Linked DNA regions of Homo sapiens: region 2 is linked to region 1. Evidence: chromatin loops called from intact Hi-C (ENCODE). Cell type or tissue: B cell. All regions are shown on one strand.

The links. Peaks named below come from ENCODE experiments on the same cell type or tissue, not always from the same donor. Only the 100,000 strongest peaks of a DNase experiment are listed, where the experiment ranks them.
Region 2: a loop joins it to region 1, with 31 times the contacts of the local background. A loop is called at or near these places in 9 of 110 quality-filtered maps.

What each region holds. Positions count from the first base shown.
Region 1 is chr14:60,182,572-60,186,571 of GRCh38, reverse strand. No RefSeq gene overlaps it. Among named protein-coding and RNA genes, the nearest start is that of DHRS7, 19 kb to the right of the region's middle. In B cell, CTCF peaks have their summits at 1,848 and 2,050 (motif pointing right); DNase peaks (open chromatin) are centred at 2,071 and 3,161; H3K4me3 peaks cover 800 bases; H3K27ac peaks cover 1,235 bases.
Region 2 is chr14:59,125,276-59,129,275 of GRCh38, reverse strand. No RefSeq gene overlaps it. Among named protein-coding and RNA genes, the nearest start is that of DAAM1, 61 kb to the left of the region's middle. In B cell, CTCF peaks have their summits at 1,745 and 1,954 (motif pointing left); a DNase peak (open chromatin) is centred at 1,935.

The DNA.
Region 1 (4,000 bases):
ATTACAGGTGTGAGCCATCTCACCTAGCCCATGTAGCATTCTTCACATCACTCCTGACTGTTGTTCAATTGGTTCAGAATCTATAGAGGAAAGGGATGAGATGAACATTTAAGAAACTCCAAGCCAGGCACCATGACACACGCCTGTAATGCCAGTGCTTTGAGAAGCCGAAGTAGGAGGATTGGAGGCCAGGAGTTTGAGACCAGCCTGGGCAATGTAATGAGATCCTGTTGCTACAAAAAATATAATTTACATAATTAGCAGGGGGTAGTAACATACTCCTATAGTCCCAGCTACTGGGAAGGCTGACCTGGGAGAATGGCTTGAGCCTAGGAGATCCAGGCTGCAGTGAATTATGATGAGGCCACTGCACTCCAGCCCAGCGACACAGCAAGACCCTGTCTCTAAAAAATAAATAACAAATACATACATATAGCTAAAATAAAACAAAAGAAACTCCAACACGTTTATGTGGTCATTGATTCATTTATACTACAAATGTTTTCCAGCATTTTCATGTGGCAGGTACATTGATATAACTTAGGGATAAAACTTTGAATCATATATAATTCTCTGTTCTAAAAGTACTTACAGCCCAGTGGGAAAGAGAAACAAGTCACAACAATATGGTATAACTAGCTGTCTAATAGACATATATATGGGGCGCTTGGGAACATGGGAGTAGAACAAGAACTTAGTCTGTGAGGGGCAAAGAAATCCAGATTCTTCCCAGGAGAGGTGACACCTGAACTGTCTTGAAGACAGAGTAGAAGTTTTGCAAGCATATATGGAGGTGAGCAGGAACATGGAATCTGGGGTGGTGCTCAAACTTATGGCTTGGACAACCATGTGAATAGTGGGGGTAGTAATTAGGGACGAAGAGGTAGAGAGAGAGAGAGTTTTGGATGTGTTGCTTGGAAATGATGGCCTGTGTGTGTCACCTGGAGTTGTGTAGTAGCCATATATGGCAGATACTGTATTAAGTGATTTCTATGCTTTATTTCATTTAATTTCTCCCAAACTGTATGAATTATATACAATTACCTCCACCTTACAGATAAGGAAAGCAAGGCTTTTCTCAAGGCCACACAGTGGCAGAGCTGCAATTTGAATGCAGGTGTGTCTATGCCAAAGCCCATATTCTTTCCAGGATCTGAAGCTGTTTCTGGGCTAGATGATAGAGGTCGGGGCTGAAGAGTCTGGGTTGCAGATGCTTAACCCAGAAATGATGACTCACTCATTTGCATTTGCATTTGCCTTGTTGCAACTGCGACTAGATGTTCTTGTTATAGTAATTTACATCACATGATTTAATTTATACTTGTTATTCTTCTTTTTTTGTAATGTGAGAGCTAAGTGTGCAGTGGTATCTTTTTATTACTGTTTATTTTTTCTTACCTTATATGTCGAAATTTAAGCCGCAATTCAGTCAGTTTTAATGCTATTAACAGTTTGCTGGCTGACTCCCAACCAACCACAATTTAATCTGCTTTGATAGGAGCATACCATTTTCACAGGCAGAAGAACCGATCATTGTAGTCAACCCAGCTCACAGCTTAAATGTGGTCTCAAGAAGATAAAAAGTTTATTCCATGAGCTAGAACTAGCATATGCATTATAAAAACTGCAGCTAGTGATGCCACAAAGAAAGCATTTATTTGAGTTTATTTTTGAAGCTGCCAAAGTAGAAAAACAGTCTGCTTTCACTCTGACCAGAATTGTCCCTCTCTTCTAATATCTCTCTCTCTAGCTTTTCCTCATCTCTATCTGCATCTCTTGGTTTCTCTGACTCTGTCTTTTCCTTCTTTGTTAACATGTTGGAATTCATTGTTTAAACTTATAATTCTCAAAACTAGAAAATCAAGGCCTCTTTTGGAAGAGGAAAATGTTATCCAACCAGATTAATAGGCATAGGGGAATATCCAAACAGCTGGAATGTCCTGGTTTTCATGTACCTTTCATTGAAATTAAGAAAAAATATCCAAAATTCTACATAAATCATGTTGGATGCAACGAATGAGTAACAAATACAAATCATCCAGTAGAGGGCGATGCTGACTTATTTATGGGTGCCTTCGGTAGAAAATGCAAATTAAGTAATAAAAGACTTTTCTTGACGTAAATTGTTCAACCAACATGCAGATCAGATGATTCTTAATGCAGTAAAATCATATAAATTCACATTTAATTGAATCAGATCTTGTGATAATTTGCTCAAAGACTGAATTAAATAATAGTTTTTAAATGCCCTGGGGTGAGAATTAATGAATCTGCTTTCACTTTTCCTTTAAACCTGGGGCTCTGTGGCCTTTAGAAAGCCTTTTAAGCTCTCCGAGCCTCATTTTTCTCACCTAGAAAATGACACATTTGGCCCAGATAGAGGGTAAATTCCCTTTTGCTTTAAGAAGCACTTATTCTGTGAACCAGTATGTTAAGCACATTAATTCTGTAAAAGAGATTTTCTGGGGAAGTTTAAAGTGGTAATTTCCAAGTCTTACTCCTCATCAGAATCACTGAAGTAGTCTCATTCCAAAGCCTTTGCAGGACTTTCCAGGAAATAAAGGGGACCAGATTGTGAGTGGTGTGGGAGAACACATATATCACTGGCTCTCCTGAGCCTTCAACTTTTATACACTTAAGAAGAAGTTCTGATGTCATACCAAGAAAGCAGTTTGAGTTCAAAATAGACATTTGATGTACATCAGGACATCAGAGGGCAGTAATTGTCTAGTGCTCATGTAGCTCATCTAGTTACTAGTGCTCGTGGAGCTGGTTCTTCCCTCCTTTCTGAGTCATGGAAGACTATACCTGCCAGCCTCCTTGCTTGCATTCTCACACAGAACTTTTTCTGTAAAAAGCCAGATAGTAAATATATTATTCTTTATGAATCATATGGTCCCTGTAACAATAATCAACTCTAGTGTTGTCATGCAAAAACAGCTGTATCAGTTGTCTATACCTTGTAACAATTTACCCAAAGTTTGGTGGCATAAAATAGCACACATTTATTATCTCAGTTTCTGTGGTTCAAAATCCTGGCATAAACTAGCAGGGTTCTCTGCTTCATGGTCTCTCACAAGGCTATAATCAAGGTGTAGGCCAGCCGTATGGTCTCTTAAGAAGGCTCAACTGGGAAAAGATCTGATTTGAAGCTCACTTATGTGGTTGTTGATTGGATTCATAGAGTGTTTGAGTGAGAGCCTTGATTCCTTGTTAGTAGAGGCCACTTTCAGTTCCTTGCCTGTGGGCCTTGCACACATGGCAGCTTGCTGCATCCATGCTTGCAAGCTGAGAAGGCGAGAGTGAGAGAATAATAGCAAGAGGAGGTCACAGTCTTTTCAAATTGAACCACAGAAATGACACCCCATCATTTTTTTCCCCGAGATGGGGTCTTGTTATGTTTCCCAGGCTGAAGTGTAGTGGCTATTCAGTGGTGTTATCATAGTGCACTATAGCCTTGAACTACCTGACTCAAGAAATCCTCCCACCTCAGCCTCCTCAGTAGCTGGGACTACAGATGCATGCAACCATATCCAGTTTCCCATCACTTTTGCTCTATTGTATTTGTTAGAAGCAAGTGACTAGATCCAGCCCCCATTGAAACAGGAGAATTGCATAAGGACGTGAATATTAAGGGAGAGGGATCCATGTCAGGAGATACCTAACACAGCAGCCATGGACAGTATAACAATGAGTGGGCAAAAATGTGTTCCTATAAAACTTTATTTACAGAAAAAGGCAGCTAGAGTAATGTCAGCAAAAATGGTAGAGTAGGTAGCTCCCAGAGCATGTCTCTCCACAGAAAAATCAAAAACTGAAGCAAAAACTCTCAGAATCAAGTTTGTGAGAATTCTGTAAAACAGACAAAAAAATTTACATCTCCAAAAGTGAATACTGAATGAAGAAAAAGGGAACTAAAGTGGTAAGCTATCAAACAGAGTAAAAATGTAACCAGCAAATGGAAGAAAATATTTGCAAATCATATATCTGATAATGGATT
Region 2 (4,000 bases), 1.1 Mb after region 1:
AGTGAATCCCTTTCTCTGGCTTTCTCATTTAGCTCATGTTTCCAGGATCAAAGCATCATAAATAACCAATGATGAAAAACACCACCTAAACATCAAGAGACAATTTCCATAAACGTTCACATTAAAAATGCATGATTGGTATGAAGATTTAATTGTAGCCACAGTGTAGTTTCTGTCTTTTGCTGCGGTCATATTTTCCTTTGTGTTGTCTGTGCTATTTAACTTTGAAGCCCACTAAAGATGAAAAATGGGCATTCATGGAGCAGGCGCATATGGCTTTAGCTGTTCGGTGGTGGATCTGGCGTTTTCCCCTCTGTGGCATCAGCCTTTGTGTTCTCAGCAATGAACTTTAATAAAACAACCTAAAATCTGAGAGATGGTGGAGAGAAGAGAAAGCAGTAGATGTAAGCTGACTCTAGTATTTGTTTTGTCTGTAAATGTGGTAAAATAGACTAATGCACAACTAACCACTCCTCCTATCCCCACTATGTCATTTCCAGAGATATGTAAAATTGTGTCAGAGATATTCAGTTAATGAGCTTTCTGAGTCATGGTAGTAATATAGACGTGGTGTTCATACAGTGACTTTCATTTAATCACAACCAAACAAGAACCCTTGCATGATAGAGAAAAAGACCCTACAATAGACTACTGATTACTATTATTATTGTTGTTGTTGTTGTTTAGGCAAGCTGAGGAGAATATAAAGAATACTAACCCTTCTTTTTTATAACATATTAGTAAACATACTAAAATGTAGTTGTGAAATGGTTAAAGTTGTGGGGAATATAAGCAATATAAGCCTTTTTATTCTTTTTTTTTTTTTTTTTTTAATATTGGCTACTGGCCGGGCACGGTGGCTCACGCCTGTAATCCCAGCACTTTGGGAGGCCGAAGCAGGCGGATCATGAGGTCAGGAGATCGAGACTATCCTGGCTAACACAGTGAAACCCCGTCTCTACTAAAAATACAAAAAAATTAGCCAGGCGTGGTGGCGGACACCTGTAGTCCCAGCTACTAGGGAGGCTGAGGCAGGAGAATGGCTTGAACCCCGAAGGCAGAGCTTGCAGTGAGCCAAGATCGCGCCACTGCACTCCAGCCTGGGCGACAGAGCAAGACTCCATCCCAAAAAAAAAAAAAAAAAAAAAAAAGGTTGGCTACAAAATTTTGTTCAATGTAGATAGGCTGCTGGGGTTTCTGTGGGAAATGTCACATTGTCTAGTAAGCCTTGGGAGAATTGCAAGGCTCAAGTCAGGCATCCTACCAAGATCTCAGAGTTCAGAACTATTTGGCTCTCAGGGAAGAAGGGTTGAGAAATGTCCCCCTGGTTTCCGCTGGGAAAGGGCTACCTCAAGACTTGTTTTCTTTGCCTTCCAGCGCCAGAAATGTAAAGTGCTGAGATACTTCAAGTCAAAGAAGTGAAAGGGGTAAATAAAGCATGTCCATGATAGGCTAAGGATGAATAGAGACCTAAGGGTTAGATGGGAATTGACTAGTTTAGTGTCTAAGAGGAGGAAAGATCTAGAAGCACCTAATTAGATTGGGGCCAGGAATTTCAAATGAGAGACATTCTGATGATTTTATGAATATAGTTTTTCTTCCCAGGTATATCCCAAATTCCTTAAAGGCTTAGGTCCTTTATTTCCATTTGTCTTCTACATAGAACTTCAGCAGGAAAACTTGCACAAAGTGATGATCAATACATTTCTGTCAACTCATATTATACTTTAAAAGAAAATTATTTTGATGACGTTTTACCTCTGTGTATATTTTGGGAATTATTTGATATGAATCTTGCAGTAGATTGAGACCATATTGTTAATTGTAAATGGTATGTGTGAATTAATTATAGAATGGGTCAAGAAATAACCTCACCTAGTTTTTAATCCTGACATTCTAGAGCCTGTCTGACCTGTGAGATGTTTGGAGAAACAACACTGCCACCTTCTGGTAGATACATGTCATCTTTCTCTCTGCCCACCATTGGCACCCTGGCTCACCCACGTTTACATTAATAAAACCAAGTCTAAATAAAATCTTCGATAATAAGGCTGAAGATCAAAGGTCTGGAAAGAAGGCCTCCAGCTTGTACTTTTTTTTGGAAAGGGTTATGATTTTGCTATCAGAGAAAATCTTATCCCAGGCCTACTGTGATGTGATATTATCTTTAAGACTTAACTACTTTACTGGGTTATTCTAATAGACCTTCAAATGACCAGGAATGCTCCAGCCTTAGAGCTGGGGATGATGGGAGTAGTTGGAGCAAGAGTGTGGGGAAAAATTCACAGACATGTTGTGTCAGCCATGAAAAAACAAATGGGTGAGTAAACTGCCTAAGTGATGAACAGGTGAACAGAATTTTCCACCCTGCATTTTTGGATTGGTAGTTTATCTTGTTTGGTGTTAAATGTTTGTAGTCATGGTTACGTGACTAGTTCACTGGAAACCCATGTAGACCCACAGTTTTCTAGAGTGGGGCATATAGTAGGTGTCAATAAGAACTAGTTACATTAATTAATAAATGAGAACATATCTTTGCTTTTTTTTTTTTTGGGACGTAGTCTCACTGTGTCACCCAGGCTGGAGTGCAGTGGCGCAATCTCGGCTCACTGTAACCACCTACTGGGATCAAGCAATTTGCCTGCCTCAGCCTCCAGAGTAGCTGGGATTACAGGTCCATGCCACCACGCCTGGCTAATTTTTTGTATTTTTAGTAGAGACAGGGTCTCACCATGTTGGCCAGGCTGGTCAACTCCTGACCTCAGGTGATCTGCCCACCTCAGCCTCCCAAAGTGCTGGGATTACAGATCTTTGCTTTTATATTTCATCTCTGAAATACTCTCCTGAGAATGAGGCTGGAGAGAGTAAATTTTAATTTTCCTAATCTTTCTTGCTCATTCCCCAATCCAAACCCTACGGCAACTGCTCATAAACGTAGGTCAGTGCTAAAGAATTAGTTCTATTGATTTTTTTCACCACTTGATCCATGTTAGGAAACAAAATTAGCTGGGTGTGGTGGCACACGCTTGTAATCCCAGCTACTTGGAGGCTGAGACAGGAGAATCATTTAGAACTCGGGAGATGGAGGTTGCAGTGAGCTGAGATCTTGCCACTGCACGAACAATTGCTTGGGTGACAAAGGGAGACTCCGTCTCCAAAAAAAAAAAAAAAAAAAAAAAAAAAAAGACATTGGAATAAACAAAACAAGATTGATCAGGATTAATGTTTTTTCAAGGTAATGTTCCAGGTAATGCTATAACCACTGGGGATTATGTTCCTATCCAAATATGCACCTTTGTCTTTGACTAGGCTATTTTATAATTTTGTAGGGATCAAAGTTAACTTGTACAAAACTGATAGCAATGCAAATATGCCCATAGGCATATAAATAAATTCTGTCCAGTGGAAAGTTAATTGACTCCTCCCTGTCCACACACACAAAAGCACCAATTTTGTTTCCATTTGCAAATCCATTTCACTCTTCCTGATCTATAAATGTCTCTGCTTTTTGGCTTTCTCTGAACCTGTTGTTAATGAAGTCTTATTCTCTCAATCACCATGCAATTGAGCTATGGGATTTCATGTTGAGTTATTAGCTTCTACTATTATTTTACCTGTTACCTCATTTAATTAATGAGTTAAATGAAAGTTTGACATAAGCATGTTTTATATTTGCATGAGAATCATGATTGTTCCTCCTCCCATCCCCAAAGATCCTTCAACACCCAATATTAAGTAACAAGCTGAAGGAGAAGTCTGGGGGACTTTTCTTACTTGGTTTTTATGGGAGTTACATCATTGGTAATCCGAAGTTTTGTTCCCTTGCCCTCCCTGAAGTAAAGGGTGCAACTGAGAGTGACTGAGACTACCCACCTTCCCACGTGGTCTTCCCGTGTGATCACTCACTTGGTGAACCTGTGTTTGTGCAAAGCATTTCTGAAACTCCTCTGCTGAAAGTACCTACAAAATCTGCTGCAGAGTCTTCAGATTTGCAGCATTG